2 separate regions of the Homo sapiens genome follow, and region 2 is linked to region 1. The links are chromatin contacts, found by Hi-C in ENCODE. All regions are on one chromosome and are shown on one strand. Each heading gives the region's core, a stretch centred on a gene start or an enhancer-like site at or near the end of the contact. The rest is flanking DNA. Distances are from core to core; before and after follow the strand shown. Region 1 holds the start of KRABD4 (KRAB domain containing 4). Region 2 overlaps SLC9A7 (solute carrier family 9 member A7).

Evidence for each region. A loop is a pair of places that touch in the nucleus more often than their neighbours do. Pooled maps may share reads with other maps.
Region 2: a map of Right ventricle myocardium inferior shows a loop between it and region 1 (4-fold over the local background). The contact joins the enhancer-like site here to the promoter of KRABD4 in region 1. A Hi-C loop is called at or near these places in 1 of 168 maps with a recorded cell type or tissue (Right ventricle myocardium inferior), 6 of 37 single-sample maps with no recorded cell type and 16 of 50 pooled maps.

The regions. Positions count from the first base shown.
Region 1 is chrX:46,443,914-46,448,860 of GRCh38, forward strand. It overlaps KRABD4 (KRAB domain containing 4), which reads left to right and starts at 3,384. Exons shown (of 6, transcript NM_001129898.2): 1 at 3,384-3,433; 2 at 4,287-4,397. RefSeq lists an enhancer at 2,963-3,620.
Region 2 is chrX:46,645,989-46,651,453 of GRCh38, forward strand. SLC9A7 (solute carrier family 9 member A7) reads right to left here. Exons shown (of 17, transcript NM_001257291.2): 9 at 5,328-5,416; 10 at 5,122-5,235; 11 at 2,698-2,809. It also overlaps the pseudogene PGAM1P7. Among named protein-coding and RNA genes, the nearest start is that of CHST7, 75 kb to the left of the region's middle. Within about 2 kb of position 3,628, at least 8 of the 41 ENCODE cell types and tissues checked have a DNase peak (open chromatin) inside an H3K27ac peak, as active enhancers do.

The sequences.
Region 1 (4,947 bases), core at 2,134-4,633:
GCTTCATGGTGTTAACTTAGGCCATCAACCAGTTCCCTTGCATGTATTCCCCATTTCTTTGTTGTCTATTCCAGTTACACTCAAGTCTAGATACTCCCTTCCCTGTGAAAATCCACAGGGCAGCCATATACAGAGCAGTGCCATCCAGGTAGGAGATGAGCACTTGCAACTGGCTTTCCTTTCCCTACAGGAACTCACACAGTTCAAAGAGTGGAATGTCATCAAGGCATTGCCTGATGGGCCTGTCACCACACTCACTGGAGGGAAAGGATCTAGAAAGAGGCAGGTTCCAGGGATCATTAGCAACATACCAAACCACAGCAAGAAACCAAGCATGACTCAGCTCCTGCCCACTGCAATTACTCAGGACCTCTGCCCTTCAGATGTGGAAAAAGCCCAGCAGTGCCTTGCAGTAACTGCTGCTAAGGTCTGGAACTTCCTGACAAATAACCTTGCAAGTCTTTTGCTACAGGGAGGCTCAAACTGGATTTCAGAAGGCCCACCCCACCAGGATGACTGAAACAAATTGTGGACTGGGTATCAATGCAAATAATATTGTAGCATCAGGAATAAAATAAATTTCAACTCAATAAGAGGCCTAACTTATGCATTTAAAAATGTCTGCAGGTGGATACAAGTGGTGATCCTGGGCAAAGCTGGTGCCAGGCACAGGCACAACTGTGCAAGGAAATGGCAAAAGGGAAGCCCACAGTATGGAAAAGTCCAAAAGGGGCACCAGCATGTTCCATAGTGTGGGAGAGAGGAAAATGAAAACACCATTTACCAGATGCCTGCCAAGGGCTATTCCTGGGCCTGCAGCTCTAGAGATGTTCCTCTGAACAAAACAGGAGCCATCTAGGACAGGTGGTGCTTGGCTATGGCAAAGAGGAGGGAACTTAAGCCCAACGGGTCAGTAAATGATGGATTTGAGCCTTCTCTTCTATTGGATTAGTAGATCCCAACAGTCAATACAGTGGGGGGTTGGAAAAACCTTCCTGTGTTTCATGATACCCGAATGCCAATGTCATGAATGGCAAATGCTAGCATCCCAATAACGGTGTGCCCTTCATGAAACCCCATCCAAAGATTCAGCCCCTTCTCTTAATGTTCAAGCACCTGTTCCTGCAGAATCGGGATATGAAGAGAGGCTGGCAAAGGCCACAAACCAGGTACTTCTGCAGCTTGCGGGCGGGTGGAGGTTGGGGAGGTTTCTATGCTGTCCACACTACACTGTCACACTAACTCTATTAACCCTTTCCTACCTAGAGATAATGATATGAGAAAAGAAGGTTATCAGTTCACCTTTCCTCTAGAAGTAAATAGGGTGGTATCTCTGAACCTGGCCATCGTTACAGATGCAAATAAAATACAGAGTGGGCAATAATGCAATGCACATATGCCTAAGACAAAACGGGCTGGCACAAATAAGGAAAGGGGCTTCATTTCTGAAAATACCAGCTCCACTTAACACTGGATATTCTCCTGCCTATGGAAATCCACAGGGTCAGTTGCAGAGAGTGCTGCATGTTTCATAGTGTTGGGAGAGGCAGTGAAAACTAACATTTACCAGGTGCCTGCCACGGGCTATTCCTGGGCTTCAGGCTCTAAAGATGTTCCTTTGAACAATTACAGCAGCCATCTAGGTTAGGTGGTCCTCAGCTATGGGAGAAAGCGGGGGAATGAGACCCAAGAAGCTAGCAAGTGGTGGATTCCAGTCTTCTCTTCCAATGGATTAGTAGACACCAATGGCCGAGGCAGGGTGTTTCTTAATTTTTGAATACTAACATCATGAATAGCAAATGCTGGCATGGCAATAAGAGCGTGCCCTGCATCTGGTCACATCTAAAATATCAGTCCCTTCTCTTTCTGAAGAAATACCTGTTCCTGCAGAATCTCCATATCCTGAAATGGAGAGATGCTGGTCAGGGCCACAGACCAGGTGCTTCTGCAGTTTGCAGTTTCTCTATTGTCCTCAGGACACTGTCATACTATTAGCCCTTTCCTGCCTCGTGATAGTGATGTCTGAAAAGAATGTTATCAGTTCACCTCTCCTCTAAAAATAAATAGGTTGGTTTCTCTAAACCTGGCCATCAGCAACACATACACATGAAATTCTGAATGAGCAATAATTCACTGCTCACATGCCCAAAGGAAAACAGGTTCTTTTCCTAGGACTTGTACAGGAGGCTTAGACAGGGTAACTTCCCAGGGGATGGCTGTACTGAGTTTGCAAATTTGGGCTGAGACTCATTCAAACTACCTGGGGAATGCAAGTTAACCTGCAGAGGAGAAAGCGAAAAAGAAAAAGGAGAAAGACCCATGTTCAAATGGAAATTAAATACATATCTGATGGATTCCATGATCAGCTTTAACACTTTCATCTATAAACAGTGTCTGGCACCAGTTGGCTCCAGCACAGAAGGGATTGCTTTGTACCTGGTGGAGACCCTGCCATGCCTGACCCAAGGAAGCCTGCTTGGTGACTAGGCAGGCACAGAAGGATGGAGAACACACTTCGTCTGTTTCCCCCAGGCCCAGACAGGAAACAGAAAACTTTCCTCAAGGCCATTACAGGCCTTTTTAGGGGACCATGTTGCCACTGGCTGGCAATCTCACAGAAAACACCTCTTTGCTATTTACAGTGCGTTTTCAAAAAAGTAAAATCCAGATTCTCCCAGGGTGTCTAGGATCTCAGGAATTGGAGCCCCTCTATTGCGTAGAGAAAAATCAGAATGAGGGTTTCTTTCCTCATTTCAAGAGATCGCTGGCTCTGCAGCCCAGCTCAAAAGCCCATCCTCCAGGCCACTTCCCCGGCTGAGCCAGACCCCTTGCTCCCATGACTCTCTGAGAGCCAGGCCCAGGGTCGGGTTCCCTGAGACCAGCCTGGACCCTAGATGGCCACGCCTCCGAGCGCTATTGGCGCCGGAGGCGCGACTCTTTTTCCTATTCCCAGGAGGGTAAAAAAGCGGGAACAATGGCTTTCAGGACGGAGGGACACAAACACCCAATGCCGCAGCGACTGGGAGGGTCGCGATGCAGGAGGACGAAATGGGAGAAGGGGGACAAGGGGGACTTCGGCCTCCCTGCGGGCGGGAGCTAGGCCGCTGGAAAGTCCGCTCGCCTCTCGCCGGCAAGGGATGACGCCCTGGGCCTTTTGTACCACTCGCCACGGAAAATGGTCACACGCTTTTGTCCTCAAGCCGAACACTATCAGAAACACGGGGTCCCTGGAAGCCGCCATCTTGGCCATTGGCGGTGGCGCACCCACCCCCGTGCTACTGCGCGTGCGCGGCGCTGCGACACACTCCGACCCCATCCCGCGTTCCCAGGGGGCGGTGGGAAGCGGAAGTGCTCCGCTGACCCGGGAGGGCGGTCCCTAGTTCACACTGGCTGTTGTCAGCGGCCTCTGAGGTTTCAGGCTCTTGGCGGTGAAGTAAGAGGGACGCGGAGGTGGTGATGGTTTTGATGGGGGCGGGGGTTGACGGGGTCGTGGGGTCATGGGGCCATGGGTGAACGCCTTTGTGGGTGACAGGGTGGCTCTACAGCCCAGCTCAAAAGCCCATCCTCCAGGCCACTTCCCCGCCTGAGACAGGCCCCTTGCTCTCAGGACCCTCTGAGCCAGGACCAGGGTCCGGTTCCCTGAGACCCGCAGGCCTGTGGGCGTGAGTGCTGGGGACGAGGTTCAGGGCCAGCGAGTGACTGATTGAGTCACTCCGCGCCTGTTTCCTGAGCGCCTAAAAATGCCAGGCAACCTTGCAAATGTTTCACATTAATCTTCACAGGAGCCCTGTGAGGTGTTACGATGATTATTTTCGTGTTATAGAGAGAAAATGGCTCAGTGTGGCTTGACAACCTGTCCAAAGTCACGTAGGTAGCAAACCCGAGGAATCTTTTTTTTCTTTTCCTGTGCTTCGTTTATCATGTTTATTGTTTCCTGTGTGTCTCCCCCGCTGGACTAGAAACTCTGCGGGAGCTGGGACTTTGAGATTTTGTTCCCTGATGTATTTCCAGCACGGAGAACGGGCTCATGGAAGGAAGGCACCCATTTCTTCAGTGAATAAAAGTGGCACAGCAGTCAGTCAGTTGATTCCAAAGCCCGGACTCAGGAAGGCAGGGTTTCGCTCACTGAGGATAATTGAGCTGTGAATCAATGTTAACTCTTAAAGCTAGAATGAGGCATTGTCCCTCTTCTGCTGGGTAAAACCTTTGGGTTTTACTCAACTTCACTGCATGGAAGGGAGCATAGGTGTTGCTAATTGAATCTCCTGTGGTCATTGTGTTTCCAGGGTCAGAGTGCAGACCTGAGACCACTGCTCACCGACTTCAGACTCCAGTTTATCTGTGCCCCAGCTTCCTCACTTAGTCTCAGAAGACTTAGGCTGAGGCCTCAGAAGGAGGTGAGTTCCCTGGGTCACAGGCAGAGATCTGGTGCTATAGTGATGGCCTCAACTGGGGCGTGTTTGTCTCTGAATCCCTTGGTCCTGCGGCCTTGGACACAAGAGAGGTACGCTGAGCTGAGGCGAGTTGGAGGAGAAGCCTCAGCCCAGAGCCCAGACCCAGATCCTCAGGGCAGAGAAAGGAGGCTCACAGGATAGCAGGTCCTAGAAGAGCTGGACCCATAGTGGCCTTTGTCCCTCACTTCAGCTGAGACAAAGCAAAGCTGGCTCAACTTCCAGATGCCATCGAGGACCGTGTGACAGTGCAGTTTGATTCCTGCTGGAGGAGGGACAGGTGAAAGTCACAGGTGGATGGAGGCATGGATGTCCCCCCATGGGGCAGGTGCCCTGCTGTAGTGCCTGTAAAGGCGCTATGAGGCTGGGAAGGATCACAGCCAGCCACAGAGGATTGGCCTCTCCTAGCACACCTATTTGTGCACCCCTGTGTTCCCGTCTCTTGCCATTGGCTATTTCTGAATTTGAGTCAGCCCCACACCATCAATCAGGCACC
Region 2 (5,465 bases), core at 2,378-4,877, 200 kb after region 1:
GTAAAATAAATGCAACAGAAACTTAATTCAGGATTGATCCCACTCATCAAGTAGAGCCAGCCCCTTTGGGGTCAGGGAGGAAACTGTTTTTTTTTGTTTTTGTTTTTGTTTTTGTTTTTTTACATCACCATGCAGGTTACATTCATCTTCCACTGGAATGACTAGAGCCCTCCAGGTAGTAGCCTGACTACAGAAGAACACAGGACTGGCTCCTGGGGGCAAACAGGCTCTCTTGCTTCTCCTCATTGGCCATGCCTTAGCATGGTTCCTCCCTATCTCCTACTCAAGCAGGTCCTCAGTACACAAAGCCCTGGTAAAAACCCAAGTCCCTACCTCTCAACTCTTTTGGATAAGGGGAGTTTTCCCTGGGCTTGGACTGAAAATCTGTGCCCTCCCCGGAGATGCTATCTTGTCTAGATTGTGTGAAGACAGTGGGTGCAGGAGAAAAATGGCTGAAATGAAAAATGGGAGCCACTGGTACTCATCTGTAGCTACAACTTCAGATGCCTACAGATGTGGTCAGTGTGACATGTGTAGTGGGGAGGGGCAGAGGAAGGGACGGGCAGGGAAGGTGTTCCCGGCGAAAGTAGTCTGTCCGCTGGCCTTTACCTCTTTTCTTTATCCTGGGCAGCCACAGCTTCCATGGCTTTATGCACGGTCTCTTCATCCCCCAGGAACTGCATGCGCCTGATGTGCTTCAAGTTCTTGTCCAATTCATAGACAACGAGAATAGCAGTCAGCAGGTTCTGCTCTGCAGAGAGACCCTCCAGATGCTTGACAATGCCGGGGAAGCTGTTGCCATGGGCTGTAATCAGTACCCATTTCCCCTCCTTAATCTGGGGAACTATTTCTTCATTCCAAAGGGCAGAGCTCTGGCAGAAGTGTCCTTCAGACCCTCACAAGAGGGTAGCTGATCTTCAGTGAGGGGTACATACCTGCGATCTTTACTGATGCTGCTGTAGAAGGGATGATCGGGCTCTATGAGAGGTGGTGGGACATCACAGGAGCGCCTCCAGATCTTTACCATGCTTGGCAGCAGTTTCTGCTTTACGGAGGTCGGTCAGACCACCAGAGTGCCACTCATTAAGATGCCAAGTCCTCACTACGGGCAGCCACATCAGGTCAGTGGCATCTGGCACTGTCCAGAGGGTCCAGATCGCTCTCTTCTGCACTGATGTGAAGTAGATGTTGAACTTATAGCCAGTATCTTGCAGTGCCTGTCCACCACACTTCGCCTCCTTGTGGCTCCCGGGCTCAGGGCGGTGTCCTTCCAGCCACTGAAGCAGTTCTCCAGGTTCCAGGCACTTTCACCGTGCCAGATCAGCAACAGCTGGTAGGCGGCAGTGGTGGTCAACCTCACCCTCTTTCTGCATTACTCCATGTATCTGACATTTAAACCAGACTGCTGCCCTTCCCTAAACGAGCCAGGCATGCTAATGCTTTTCTGCCTTCCCAAACTGCTGCCTCCTGAAATTCCATTCTTCCAAGCCTAGCTAAAAGGCCACTCCCTTTGTGAAGATGGCCCTGAGCCATTCTCTTCTTGTTCACATTTCTTTCAGACCTCTTTTGTGCAATTCACCAACCTCTCTTGGAAGAAAATTAACTCTTTGTGTACCTGCCTCCCCGCAGCGGACTGTGAGCTCCATGAAGGAGGCTGGTCTTTGCATGCTCCACAACCTAGAGCTGTGGCTTATGAAAAGAGGATGCTCAATAAATGTTTGTCAGAGTAAAAGGAAATCATCTTAGAAGACTGTACCTGTATCTAAGTTCAGAGGCAAGCTAGCATGAGATAAAATGACTGCTTTACTGAGCAGTGCCTGTTGGTTTGATTTCAGTACGACCACTGCATGGCAGTAAAGGTGGCTGCAACTCATTCTCTGTCTTAAAGGACAGAGGTGCCTTTAAGGGTCACAGTAGCCTTTTGCAACTAACTTCTCCTCCCTCTGTTCTGCAGAAATGCTCTAACTTGGGTCCATTTCTATAAAGCTGACGCTTACCACCCTCACTGCATCATCCACTCATGCCAGTTGCTCTCTCCTTACTCTACTTCCACAGCTTTCTTTATTGTCCTTTGTCCCCTCAGTGGCTTCTCCAGACTTCTCAGCTTTACAGGGAAAAGGGGGGCATGTGGGAGACAGTGTCAATTAAGCAGGATGATCACAGTTATTAAATTCTAGTGTTGGGTCCCTCTTGCTTACATGAGTGTATTTTATTTCTTTTGCTCCACAGAAAGTTAGAGCTGGGGGACCTCAGCTAATTAGTTCAATTTCATTATTTTACAAGGGAGGATACTGCGGCTGGGAGGTGTTGAGTGACTTGGCCAGTGGTCTTTCTCATCAGGAGCTCTTTTCCTTCTAATTCTAGAGCTGGTGCCCTTCAGGAAGCTTAAGGGTTATGAAGATCTTCTAGAAAACAATCAAGCACTTTAAACACCATATCTCCAGGTCCGTTGAGTGGTAGTGATGAAATAGAAATGCAAATATTTTAGGGGAGAATGTTCACATTTGGTAGTACGGTTTGCAAAATCAACACTAACTCAACTGAACATGTACATCTGTCTATTTCTCACTGCAGGGGATACAAACGGACCAGAAACTTGAATGCTTGTCTTTTTATGAACCTTATCAATTACATTTTAATCATATTCTTGTTACCTGCTGAATAAAACTCATTTTCTTTACACTTACGCCTTTTTACCTGAAAACATCATCATGTGTTGAAAATTCCAGCCAATCTTATGCCTTCTGCCCAAGTTGAGGAAGAAGGAGAGCGGGTAGATGTGCGCGGCTCTGCCCAGGAAGATGGCAACCTGACCACAAGGTAGAAGGTTAAGGGACCAACAGTTTCCAGAATGGCATTCCACACAACCTCCGGCTGAGCAGAGAATTTTAGGAATGCTGTGACACCTCGTTATAGTCCAGAGAGCTGCCCAAAGAAGCTTGACTGTCTAGTTCCCCCCTAGACAAGTTTCTCAGCAACAAAATGGGACTAATTTGGCCAAGCTTTCCCACCTCCTGATTCATAGAGATCATTTCTAGCTTGTTAAACACAATATTGTAACTTCTTGATTTAATTCAACTGATATCTATCTATCTATCTATCTATCTATCCATCTATCTAAATCTATCTAAAAAGGAGTCCAGAAATAAGCTAAAGTACCACAGCAGGAGAGAGCAGTTGAGAGAAGCAAACAGTGTGTGTTGGGCTCTACTAAAAGAAAAGGCACTAGAAGAAAACAATTGCTAATCCTGCAGTCAAACTATAAAGAAAAAGTTTGCTGGATAAGCGCTTGCAGGCTTCATTTGCAAGTAAACATCAGAGACTTTAATGGTCAGGAAGAGCCTGCAAATAAGAGGTGGGGAAACTTAAAATATTCACCACACTAAAAGACATTCAGATCACTCATAGGAATGAACCCAGGGAGATATTTCTCTACCTAAGTAGCTAAAATGTTTTTTGGAGATGTAAGAAATGGAAAAGGAGTATGGAAAAAGGAACTCTGCTGTGGAAACCAAAGAATGCAGGGAAACTGGTCCTTTGTTACTTGCTGAGCTTAGAATAGTGCCCAACTGAGAGAGCTACACACTCCCCTGGTCAGAGAAGGGAACCCCTGTGGGAGCCAGAGGAACAGGGAGCTTCCGTTTTGGCAAAACACCAGCTGCAGGAGCTGCAGCTGTTTCAGACAGAAGCCAGGGCGGAACTATCTTCTCTGTCTCCTGCAGGGTAAAGCACTGCCTGTTTTTCTTCCGTTTTCTTTGTTTTGTTTTAAGCAGAAAGAACCAGGTAATGCTTATAAAGTACATTCCATCCCAGAAGAGAAACAAAAGTCCTTAAGTGGTAAGCAGCAGTTAGGATCTGCAGAGGACCCGGCTTGGCCTCTGCCAGGCCCTCATCTGTAAACAGGGCTGTGCTCTCACTATCTCTCACAGGGTGTCATGCTAGGAATACAAATCAAAACAACATGCAAGGTCTTTCTCAAAAAAGAATAAAAACACTGATCTTGCAGATTTTTAGCTATTAGTCTGGTAAGCATGGAAATCCAAGAAATGAGCCACTGGTTTAAGCGTAGGAGGCTCTCACGCTAGAAGGATTCCAGCATTGCATTAGGCCACTGTCACTGTCCAGCAGCTTGGTGAGTGTCAGTCATTCCTGCACAATAAATTAAGCCCAGAAGAGAAAAACACTGCTTTTTTGCCAGCATTCCAAAATCTAAGGATAATCATGAGGCCTCAGAAAAGGCAAATGTGAATGTCCAGCAATAGGGGACTGCGCTCAGTATCTTGAAATCAAGCCCCAGAAAAGTTCACTTTAATAAAAACATAGTATCTGAGGCCAAGTGAGCAAAACCCTCAGCTGTCCATCCACTGGTAGGCACATGAGAAGCCAATCCCCCAAACTATGTCTATATTCCAGAAACTGCATTTACAATGGGCCCAGACCAAGGAACCAAATATTTTTCTATTTTATCTTTTCTTCCCTTCATTTTTCTTTTTCCTTCTCCTTTTTTTTTTGGTGGGGGCGGGGAGAAAGAGTCTTTCCCACCATGATCTGCAGCAGCAGGGAAGCTTGAGAAAAAGTAGGGTCACTGCCTGCAGGCAACCCTGGGCAGTGTGAGGAAGGGCTGCCCATACTGCAGACGTAGTCATGAGCAAGAGGAACAGAACCTTTGGGTCATCCAAATCAGGGAACCTCCTGGATTGGAATTCATACAGCAATGAATTGTCAAAAATAACACTGGAGACTGACATGGTTGCTGACTTTTAGATTCACCAAGAAGAGCACTTTACAAAACAATCACCTGCCGAGCACCAGTTTAACAGAAAGGCCATCTTACATAGAAAAGGCAGAAAGGATGATCTTGGAATACATGCAGTCCTTTAAATCAAATACATTTAGTGTTATGAAATGCCACTTAAGCCTTCTTTTTTTCATCATAAAAACCCTGTGAACTAGCATGGAGTTAGTCACCTACCCAAAACAGAAATAGTAATTATTATTTTATGATGGTTTATATTATTATATTATTGTTATTTTATATTATTATTATGACTATTATTACTATAGCTTCTCCAACAGTGGTCGTCTCTGCATGTAGAAAATGGTGGAACAAGAAAAGGATACAAAAGCTCCGATGATGAAAATGGGGCTGAAAACGTGCTTCTGGAAGGTAAACAGTGCCAGGCCCATGTAGGAGAAGATGAAGTTCTCTGCCAGGAAATGTAACACCTCAAAGAGCTGCACAGAGAAGGGAAAAGGAAGCTGTAACCCTGCAGTTCCCCCTTCCCTGTGTTAACAAGCAACTCGTGAGTACCAAGCCTCTCTCTCACCTGCTTGGTTCGACTTCTTGATTCCACCGACAGATTGTTGTAGGTGTAATGAGCTTGTGTGATTCCACAGAAAAGGACAGCTACAACACCTGTTAAAACATCCCCCCAAAAAAAATCAATGGAAAAAAAAGAGGCAGG